Regions from separate parts of the Mus musculus genome. Here region 2 is linked to region 1. A link is a loop called in an ENCODE intact Hi-C map of the cell type or tissue named here. Cell type or tissue: left cerebral cortex. All regions are shown on one strand. Each heading gives the region's core, and the rest is flanking DNA. Links, peaks and the distances in the headings are about the cores only.

What was found. Peaks named below come from ENCODE experiments on the same cell type or tissue, not always from the same donor. Only the 100,000 strongest peaks of a DNase experiment are listed, where the experiment ranks them.
Region 2: a loop joins it to region 1, with 7 times the contacts of the local background. A loop is called at or near these places in 8 of 42 quality-filtered maps.

The regions. Positions count from the first base shown.
Region 1 is chr1:158,264,796-158,269,385 of GRCm38, reverse strand. It overlaps Brinp2 (bone morphogenic protein/retinoic acid inducible neural-specific 2), which reads left to right. Exons shown (of 8, transcript NM_207583.2): 3 at 1,366-1,556; 4 at 2,716-2,924. Among named protein-coding and RNA genes, the nearest start is that of Brinp2, 89 kb to the left of the region's middle. RefSeq lists an enhancer at 1,340-3,919. In left cerebral cortex, for the core only: a CTCF peak has its summit at 1,934 (motif pointing right); a DNase peak (open chromatin) is centred at 1,874.
Region 2 is chr1:157,551,152-157,555,741 of GRCm38, reverse strand. Sec16b (SEC16 homolog B (S. cerevisiae)) reads right to left here. Exons shown (of 26, transcript NM_001159986.1): 14 at 2,698-2,809; 15 at 890-995. Among named protein-coding and RNA genes, the nearest start is that of Sec16b, 27 kb to the right of the region's middle. In left cerebral cortex, for the core only: a CTCF peak has its summit at 2,512 (motif pointing left); DNase peaks (open chromatin) are centred at 1,329, 1,938 and 2,480; H3K27ac peaks cover 520 bases.

The DNA.
Region 1 (4,590 bases), core at 658-3,157:
AATGCACACAGGACATGTCTGCAGCTCCTAAAGAACTCTGGTGATCTCAAGGGAAAGTCCAGATGTGCCTGGGGTGCAAGCTGAGCAAGCAACCTTTCTCCTAGAACTCTTTGTCTTGAAAACAAAAGTAGCAGACAGCCTAGAATTATTTAGAGTTAAGTTTTTGGCAGACATTTTCTCAAAAATAAAATAAAATAAAATAAAAGCAAGCTTCTAAGGAAAATTGATGGTATTTATTAACCAAAATAAAATTTCAGTTATCATATGAAAATGCAAATCCTAGAAAAGTTCTATTCATTATCATGAGCTGGTCAGCTTCCTGGTATTTAAAGGTATTTCTGATGTAGTTAGTGGTGTTTTTGTAACTATGTAATAAGAGCTAGGTTGTTAAAGAGCTGTGTATTTCAGGAAGCAGATATGTCCAGGATGTCCAGTGTGTCTTGTTACTCGAACATGGAGGATCTAAAGATCCGTTTCAATGAAAATCTTTGGATTTTAAGCAATCTTTAAGAATTAGCCATTTCTTTGGTTTAGTGTGGTCCCAAGCTTAAGAGTCCACAGTTATGATAACAAACTGAATGTTGACCAAATATGAGAATAAAACTGTTCTGTCAAATAGATATGAAAGGTTTACAAAACCACAAAGCAATATGCTCTCCTTGTCAAATTTGTTCTGTTTCAGTACATATAGTTATTGCCATAAAATGCATTGATTTTGCTATATGTAATGGGCTTATTACTGTTAACTTCAAATGCAGTATTGGATAGATAACTTTAATCTTCTCAATTTTAGTTTCTGATGTGCCATCAATCGATATGAGCTAAATAAACAAGAATAGGGAATGTAATTATCTCCAAGGATATGAGGGGATCTGAGCCCCACAAGTTAAAACACTGTTCTTTCTAGAGCAGCCTTCCAGTTTCTAGCAGTGAACAGCAACTGAAGCAAAGATGGAAGATGTAACCCACCAGCTGTAGGACAGCTCTGATTGGTCAGTTCTCTGCAAACCACTGTCAAATGCCAAACATGCGCTTTTTCTGTTTCTCTGTGAGGCAGGGCAACTGCCTTGGGAAGATGCTGAGCCACCACTGTCCAGTAAGAAAGCTGTGTGGGAGAAACTCGGGTGGAGGGCACCTTCTCAGTCCAGAAAAGATCAGCCAGAGGAGGAGCCTCTTCTACTGGGTTCTCCACCCCGTGGGAAGGGCACTGTGGAGAGGAGGCCTCAGACGGGGGTGTGTGTTTGTGTGTGTGTGTGTGTGTGTGTGTGTGTGTGTGTGTGTGTGTGCGTGTGGCTTATTTCAGACTTCACACTTCTGGTTCTGAAATACAATGGGTTTTTCCTCACCCCTTGACTTTCCCTGCAGGGAGTTTGCCCGATGGAAAGTGAACAACTTGGCCCTAGAAAGGAGAGATTTCTTCAGTTTGCCCCTGCCTCTCGCCCCAGAGTTTGTCCGCAATATCCGCCTCCTTGGAAGGAGACCCAATCTGCAACAGGTTACTGAAAACCTCATCAAAAAGTACGGCACTCATTTCTTACTTTCTGCTACTCTTGGAGGTAAGCAGTATCCTCAGCCCCAAACTGGTTGTTCCATTGTTGAAAATAGCTTTTATGATCTGTTGAGTATCGTTCTATTTCCCTGCATCTTTTTTCTTTCTTGACTTATTTTTGCCTGAGAAATATTTTCTTTCTGGTGCACTGGAGAACAGTGTATTCTCTCGGTACCTAAATCTACCCTAGAACATTTCTATTCTCATCCAGAGGGGAGGGAGTTGCGGGGTAAGGAAGTTAGGGGTGGGGAGGGGAGACAGGGACAGGGAACACACACACACACACACACACACACACACACACACACACACACGGGTTTCTACTAACCATATACCAGCAGGGGGCGCTCCTACTTTTGTTTTGACTAGCCATCTAGCCCATGGACTTCACTTGTTAATTCTTGACTGTGGCTAAAAAAATGTCAGCTGTGTAGGCTCAGAAATAGATAGATGTTCATTGAGTTACTGACCCCTCCTTCCTCACTGTGACGATTGGTAACCAGCCAAACCACAATTCCAACAACTTGGGTGAATCTCCCTCTAATAGAATGGCGGTGGGGACTGGTCTGTGCAAAATGGAGCACGGCCTCTGGACTGGATCACAAGACAGGATCACAGATCACAAGAGTTCTTGCAGCTATGGGAAGAAAGAAAGAAGGGTTTATCATAACATTTAGTTAAGTGTGCTGTAGACAAAGCACAGCTCCCCCGGGGTTGAGGCCAGCTGCCGGCATGTGGCAGGTGGTGAGCATTTGATGGGGAGAGAACAGAAATATAGCCTCAAAGCTTTCGCCCTTTCCCTGGAAGCTGTAATAGCCATGTGGCTTCTTATAAACAACTTGAGAGGGGAGAATTGTGTCTCCCCCTTGGAGGCAGATTGCCTGCCATGGAGATCAATAGAGGATGTTAAATGGAGACACTGCTGAGGGGTAAGCTTTGGGAGGCTTTAAGAGCTAAGAAAGGAGGGCCTCCCAGGCAGGGAGGCCTGTGACCCTGTACACCCTCTGAGAAGAGAGCTCTCAGAATGGAAAGGATGGGGAAGAGGCCCCCAGCAGGGGCAAGGCTCTCTCTTAACTCTGTCTGCCTTGCCCAAGGGCTACAGGTTCATAATGGCAGAGGATCCTGGGGCTGACAACTTCACTAATGAGCTCATGTTTTTGTTATAGGAGAAGAGTCTCTGACCATTTTTGTGGACAAGAGGAAACTAAGCAGAAAGTCAGAAACAACAGGAGGTATCCCTGTAGTTGGGGGCACTGGGAACAGCTCCGCTGTGTCTCTGGAAACCCTGCACCAGCTGGCTGCCTCCTACTTCATTGACAGAGAGAGCACACTGCGCAGACTTCACCATATCCAAATAGCCACAGGGGCCATAAAGGTAACAGCCTGCCAGCACCGGGCAGGGAAGCCAGAGCCTTAGCTGGCTTCAGGTTAGCCAGGCTGTAGGAGCAAAGAGAAACAGTAACTTTCTGGTGGCATCTGAGCCAGTCCTTAGAAGTGGTTGGCTTACCCATTCTCTGAAGGAAGGTCCAGCAGACAGATTTACTCTTGTCAAAGATGTGACTGTATTCTAGTAGAGGTTGAACACTGAAGCAACCCCCACTGTAAGGGCCATTTAAAAGCATGGTATACATTTTCTAGGGTGGGAGAAGGGGCCCTTTAATGTTAGTTAGATTGGTCAGGAAGGGCAATTCAAGGTTTACCCTGTGAGGTTGAGGCCTGAAAGATGAGAAGCCTGGTTGTATAAAACTGAGGAAGAGTGTTTTGATTAAACAAACAAACAATTCTAAGTGCTAAGGCCCCAAGTCAGCAAGCAGCTTAATGTCCATTGAAGCACAGAGAGCAGTACTATGAGGGCAGAGAGCTAAACAGAAAGACATTACACAAGATGAGGTTCTGAAGGAGGCTGGACTGGATGGCATGGCCACAGAAAGGAATTTTAACACCAGACAAGGTACAAGTTTTAGCAGGAGCATGACAGAGCCTTGGGATATCATGCATATCTTTAAGGGATCCATAGTTATTGTGACTTTAAAATCTATACTTTCTACCCACGCCAACACCTGCTCTAATTAACCTGTAGGGTATTTCTACTAAGGGTCTATAGTTAACGGATGACTGAAAACCCTTTTGGGAATGCTGGGGTTTTTAAATTCTAAGTATAAAATCAAGGTGGTCTGTAGCCATCAAAATTAGGCTCTGCTTTTGTATCGTCTGAAAGAGCAAGGGGATTTTGTTCACTTACCCACTGGTTAACTCAATAACTATTTTGTGAGTGCTTAGCACATATCAGATACTATTATAGATACCTAGAACACAACATGAAAATCTCTATATCCAAAAAGCCTGTGTTCAAATCATGGGCCTGCAAGTAAATCCAGAGACTTAGTGACTTAGAGGTAACTGACATCCTGCAGAGGGTCAGGTTTAGTGACATGAAGGGGACAGATGATGGAGTGGAATGAATCTAAGATAAGAATCAAAGTGAGGAACTGCTTGTGAATAGGAACTCCGTTTGCACTGTAGAGGAAATCAGAAGAATGGGTCCTTATGGGAGAGTGGTGGGATCCACACGGTGTTTTTTATCTTCATGATGAGAGATAGTCTAGCTTAGCCATATATTAGTAGAATAATGTGGTAGAAAGTGATGACGTGATGAAACAGGAGAGAGAGAAGGTAATCGAGGGGCATGGTCATTAAGTGAGCGTGTTGGCATTTTATATAAGAATGAAGAGATGGGCCTTACAGACAAGCACTCCATTCTTTGTGTCAGGAACAATGTAGAATGTGTAAGGATACCTGTTGAAGGATGGTATCATGTGGTGGTGGGAAGATGTGTTTCTCTTCTCTGTTTGGTTCTGGTTTCTCAGCTAAATAAGAAGCAAAGGCCTTGACTAAAGGGAATAAGAAAGTGTTGTGGTAAAATCTCTGGCATGGTCTCTTCAGAGCTGAGATGGAAGAGAGTCACTTGAGTGAATATACATAGTGGGTTTGGGGGCAGCTCTAGGGGCCCCTGTGATACTCATGGCCATCAATGCAGCATA
Region 2 (4,590 bases), core at 1,315-3,814, 710 kb after region 1:
GTAGCTGTGTACATTCTCAACAGCGGACCTTGAGGATATCCATTTAGACAAGGTCTCAGGCCTGAAGAAGGTACTTAAGGCAGAAAAGAAAGGTACCTTCCCATAAAAGGGAAAGAAAATACAGAGTAGTGTCGAGTGAATGGGAGATGGGGACCTTGGAGTCAGTGCTGTGGCTGAGATAGTCCTATTCCCAGCCCAGAAACAAACTACCTCGGTTTTATGCCAGTTTGCTGCAAGGCTTCAGTGAAGTTCACACTCCACACCAGCAAGAGACGCGAGAAAAGGCCACTGGGTAGCAGGTCTCAAAACACATAGGGGATCGGACTGGAGGATGACGCGATGCCTACGGACATAGGGTAGCAACGAGATGCCAAACAGAGGGGCTGAGGGGAGAGAAAAGAGCCTGGCAGTGCGGTTGCCACCTATACAACTGAAACCCTGAGAAGAAAGAGAGAATGGACTAAGGCCAGAGCAGGAGGGAAGCTCCTGAGAAAGGGGGAGTGGTCAGAAGGTGAGCTGTCAGAGGGACCAGAGGGCTGTAGGAGCTGAGGAGGAGCTGAGCGGAAGTGCTAGGAGAGAAGAGCCCAGGGCAGCAGGAGGACAGGAAGGGAGGGAGGGGCAGAACTGCAGCAAGATTTCCGCATGTATGCCTCCAGCAAAGACTTCTGAACCGTTTGCTTTCATGCTGTAAAATTCTGACCTTCCGGGAACATAAAAAGAAACCCTAAGCCTTCCCGCACTCCCGTTAAAGAGGACAAATGCAGGAGATGACTTGGCCGGTGGTACCAGGTGCCAAACAGCAAGGCTAAGAACCTGGCTGCCCACAACCTAGACACAGCATCGCTGATGGCCGCCCCGCCCCGCCCCGCCCCCCTCGGGGTTCAGTTACCTGGAAAGAAGGGATGAAGGATTTGGGGCGGCCCAGCATCTGGCAGTACTCGAAGATTTCCGTCCGCTGGATAGCCTCAATTGTTGCAAATTTCATAAACTCTTGACTAAAAGCAGGGAATAACAAGAACAGAGGTGAGGCGGAGATGCTGCTCTCAGGCAGGTCTATAAGAGGAAAGAGCCTGTGGGCTCAAGATAGACTGCACTTCCTCCTTGACCTCCATCTCTTTAGGTTTGGGCAATAAGTGAGAGTGCCAGCACTTCTAGAAGAGCCTGCTTGTGAGGAGGAGGCTCTGCACCTCCCTTAACATCCCCCTTCAACACCTCCCACTTCAACCTCCTAAAAACTAGTCCTCAGCCCTCAGCCCTCAGCCCTCAGCCCTCAGTCCTCAGCCCTCAGCCCTCAGCCCTCAGCCCTCAGCCCTCAGCCTGGCATGCCCCAGGAAAGACAGAGCAGCCTGAGCTTGCCAAGTGCAAAAGAGGAAGCCGTGGAGTCCAGGAGCACCACAGATGGCCTGGCACAGACTGGGGAGGACAATGGAGCCAGAAAGAAATGACAGATCTTGCACAGGAAGTTCATCCGGCCAGTGAGGAAAGAAAACAGGTGAATGTGATACACACACACATACACACACACACACACACACACACACTTGCCGTCTCCCCTCTACAGCTTGCCAGGTGCCCTATATTCCAGTCATCAGAATAATTCCAGAAGCTAACATATCTCAAGAAACTCCCCCAGGAGTCATGAACATGGGCTATAGGAAGCGAGGTACCTTTATGGGCTTGCTTAGCCCAGACAGACTGCCTTGAGAAGATGACTCTTCTATCTGAGCCCAGGCTCAAGAGAAGAATCTGTGAGGAGCACCGATTGCTATGGTGGTAGAGGATTAGGAATATCAGCTACAACTTTTGCTCCTGCAACCTTACTGTCTAGACTCCAAGTCCATCCTGATGGTGCACCCGAGAGGCTACCTTAGACAAGGCTTTCAATCCCTCAATACCTTGCTTCCCCGGTGCAGTTACCTTTTTATAAAGTAAATCTGTAACAAAGCAAACATTGCAAAGACACTGATAGCTCTGCATCTCAGAAATGTCTTCTTTCTCTCTCTTGAGACAGGTTCGTAGCCCTGGCTGGCTGGCTAGCCTAGAACTCATTGCACCACCCTGGCTAGCATTGGCCTTGCTACAATCCCCCTGTCTATACCTCTTGACTGCTAGAATTCTAGGAGCGCAATACCATGACTGCTCAGAAATCACAACTATTAAGGAGAAAGAGGTAGAAAGATCCAGAACAGTGAGGACCACCCAGGGTAAGATTATCTGCTTCAACTCACTCTTTCTCCAGGGCTTTGGGGTCCTTGGGGGGGGGGGGGAAACACCCTGATATGTGGCTACCAGAAAACAAGTGACTGATGCAGAAGGTTCCAAAGAGCTTGTGCTCCAAATTAATATATTGAAGTAGTATGGAGGCCCCAAAAAGTAGGCTCCTAGAATAAGCCCAGGGCTGCCCAAAATATACTATTGTAAACTTCATTTTTCTATGTTATCTCTGGTTGTGGAGCTAGGCTGCCACCCAGTGGCCAGAAGAGTTCAACACACACCAAGAGCACTAACAGCACCAAAGGCCCTCTGGTGGTGTGATGTGGCACCCTCTGGTCACCTTGCCTAGACTAATGCAGAAGATAGAGAGGAAGAGCGGGCAGTAGCGGAAATTTACACAAGAAAATGAGTAGTGAAGCCATGAAACCCAGTAAGGGCTAAAATAACCCGTGCAAATCATCTTTACAAAAGTCACATACGTACCTGTGGCTACTGCCCACCAAGGCCAGATGATCTGTCTTCACCGTATAGTGACCAAAGGGCACATGAGCCATGAGATAGCAGAAGTGAGATGCCTCCACAAGCCCTTTTCCAGCTGCAGGAGGAGAACAAGAGCCCAGGCGTGAGGCACACCCTGTGGGACCCAGTGTCTGAGTAGAACAGAGAGTTAAATAGTGGACCCCAGGGTCAGAGCGGAAACCTGATATGAATAAACCAGGGGAGTTCTTGTGACATCTCCCTTTCCTTCCCTCCTGCATCAGTGTTTCTGACCTCAGATCCTGCATTTCAGTTCTCATCAGCCACAACCAGGATGCTGTGTGCTGTTTCACGTCCCCCTGATGAGTTTTTCATTGGGAATTTTCTAAAAGTCATGGTCATTCCTGGGGCTGAGAATCGAGACAAGATGCCTATACCTAAGTAAAGTAGGACATCAGAAACGGATTTTAAACATCCTTGTGGGGTGTGGCTGCTTCCTTGTGGGGTGTGGCTGCTTGTGGGGTGTGGCTGCTTCCTTGTGGGGTGTGGCTGCTTCCTTGTGGGGTGTGGCTGCTTCCTTGTGGGGTGTGGCTGCTTCCTTGTGGGGTGTGGCTGCTTGTGGGGTGTGGCTGCTTCCTTGTGGGGTGTGGCTGCTTCCTTGTGGGGTGTGGCTGCTTCCTTGTGGGGTGTGGCTGCTTCCTTGTGGGGTGTGGCTGCTTCCTTGTGGGGTGTGGCTGCTTGTGGGGTGTGGCTGCTTCCTCTACTGAAGTTGGATGATTGAAGACTTTTCCTGTGCTCATAAAAAATCACATCAATTACCAAGTTGTTCCTGACTTTTAAATGTTCTCCAAACATTTTCTACTACTTTAAACTCGAATTAAGTGGGTGTGACAGTCAATCTTCATTGTCAACTTGAATAGACTATCTTAGGAAATACCTCTGGGTGTGACCTTCAGGGTGCTTCCAGAAAGGTTTAACTGAATCGGGAGGACTCATTTGGAGTGTGGGAGGCACTATCCTCTGGGCTAGGATCTAGGAGTGAAGAGAAAGAGAGGGAAGGAGCCCATCACCCATCTCTGCTTCCTGGCCGTGAACACCAGGCCTCTAGTCACATCTCAACCGTCTGCCGTGACAGACTGTGTTTCCTAGAACTGTGAGCCAGAGAAACCCCCTTGCTTAAGTTGGTTTGGTCGGCCATTTTGCCACAGCAGTGAGAAAATGGCTAACAGCGGGTGAAGTACAGAGTCTGGTGCCCAATAGACATGGGTCCCCTTTCAAGCAGACAGCTGGGTCACAACCTTACAGAGGGCTGCTTCAAATTCAGAAGAGCAGTTGTTCACAGCGTTCCACAAAGAACACCATGGTTTCTAAAAGTTAGACCAAATTTGTGAAGTAGAGATCTGGATATCCTGTAGACATTCCACACTTGTAAGGCCCTGTTCTCAGACAGATAATAGAAATAAAGACAGAAAGCTACCAAGGTGGTTTAGGCAAAAGCAGCATTTCCCATCTGAAGTCCCCGAGGCAAGAGGAAGTGGCACGCCCCTGTGTTAGCTCAAGGTAAAGGCACCTCACCTGTAAGTAGAAAGTGAAGAGGAGGCTATATAGCAATGGAAACACAACGCTCCCAGTGGGAATTCTGGGAAACAGATATGGAAAAACAAACAAACACACAAACATAGCAAAAGCAGATGAAGGTACCTTTCCCTGGGGTTTCTTAACCAGGAGGCTAACAGCGGCAAGATTACAGTTATAAAGTAACAACTAAATAGTTTTATGGTTGGGGTTGGGGTGGGGGTCACCACAGCATGAGGAACTGTATCAAAGGTGCTAGCATTAGGAAAGTTGAGAAACACTAGGAAACACTAAACTAATGTCAGACATGGAAAGTTGCCCCAG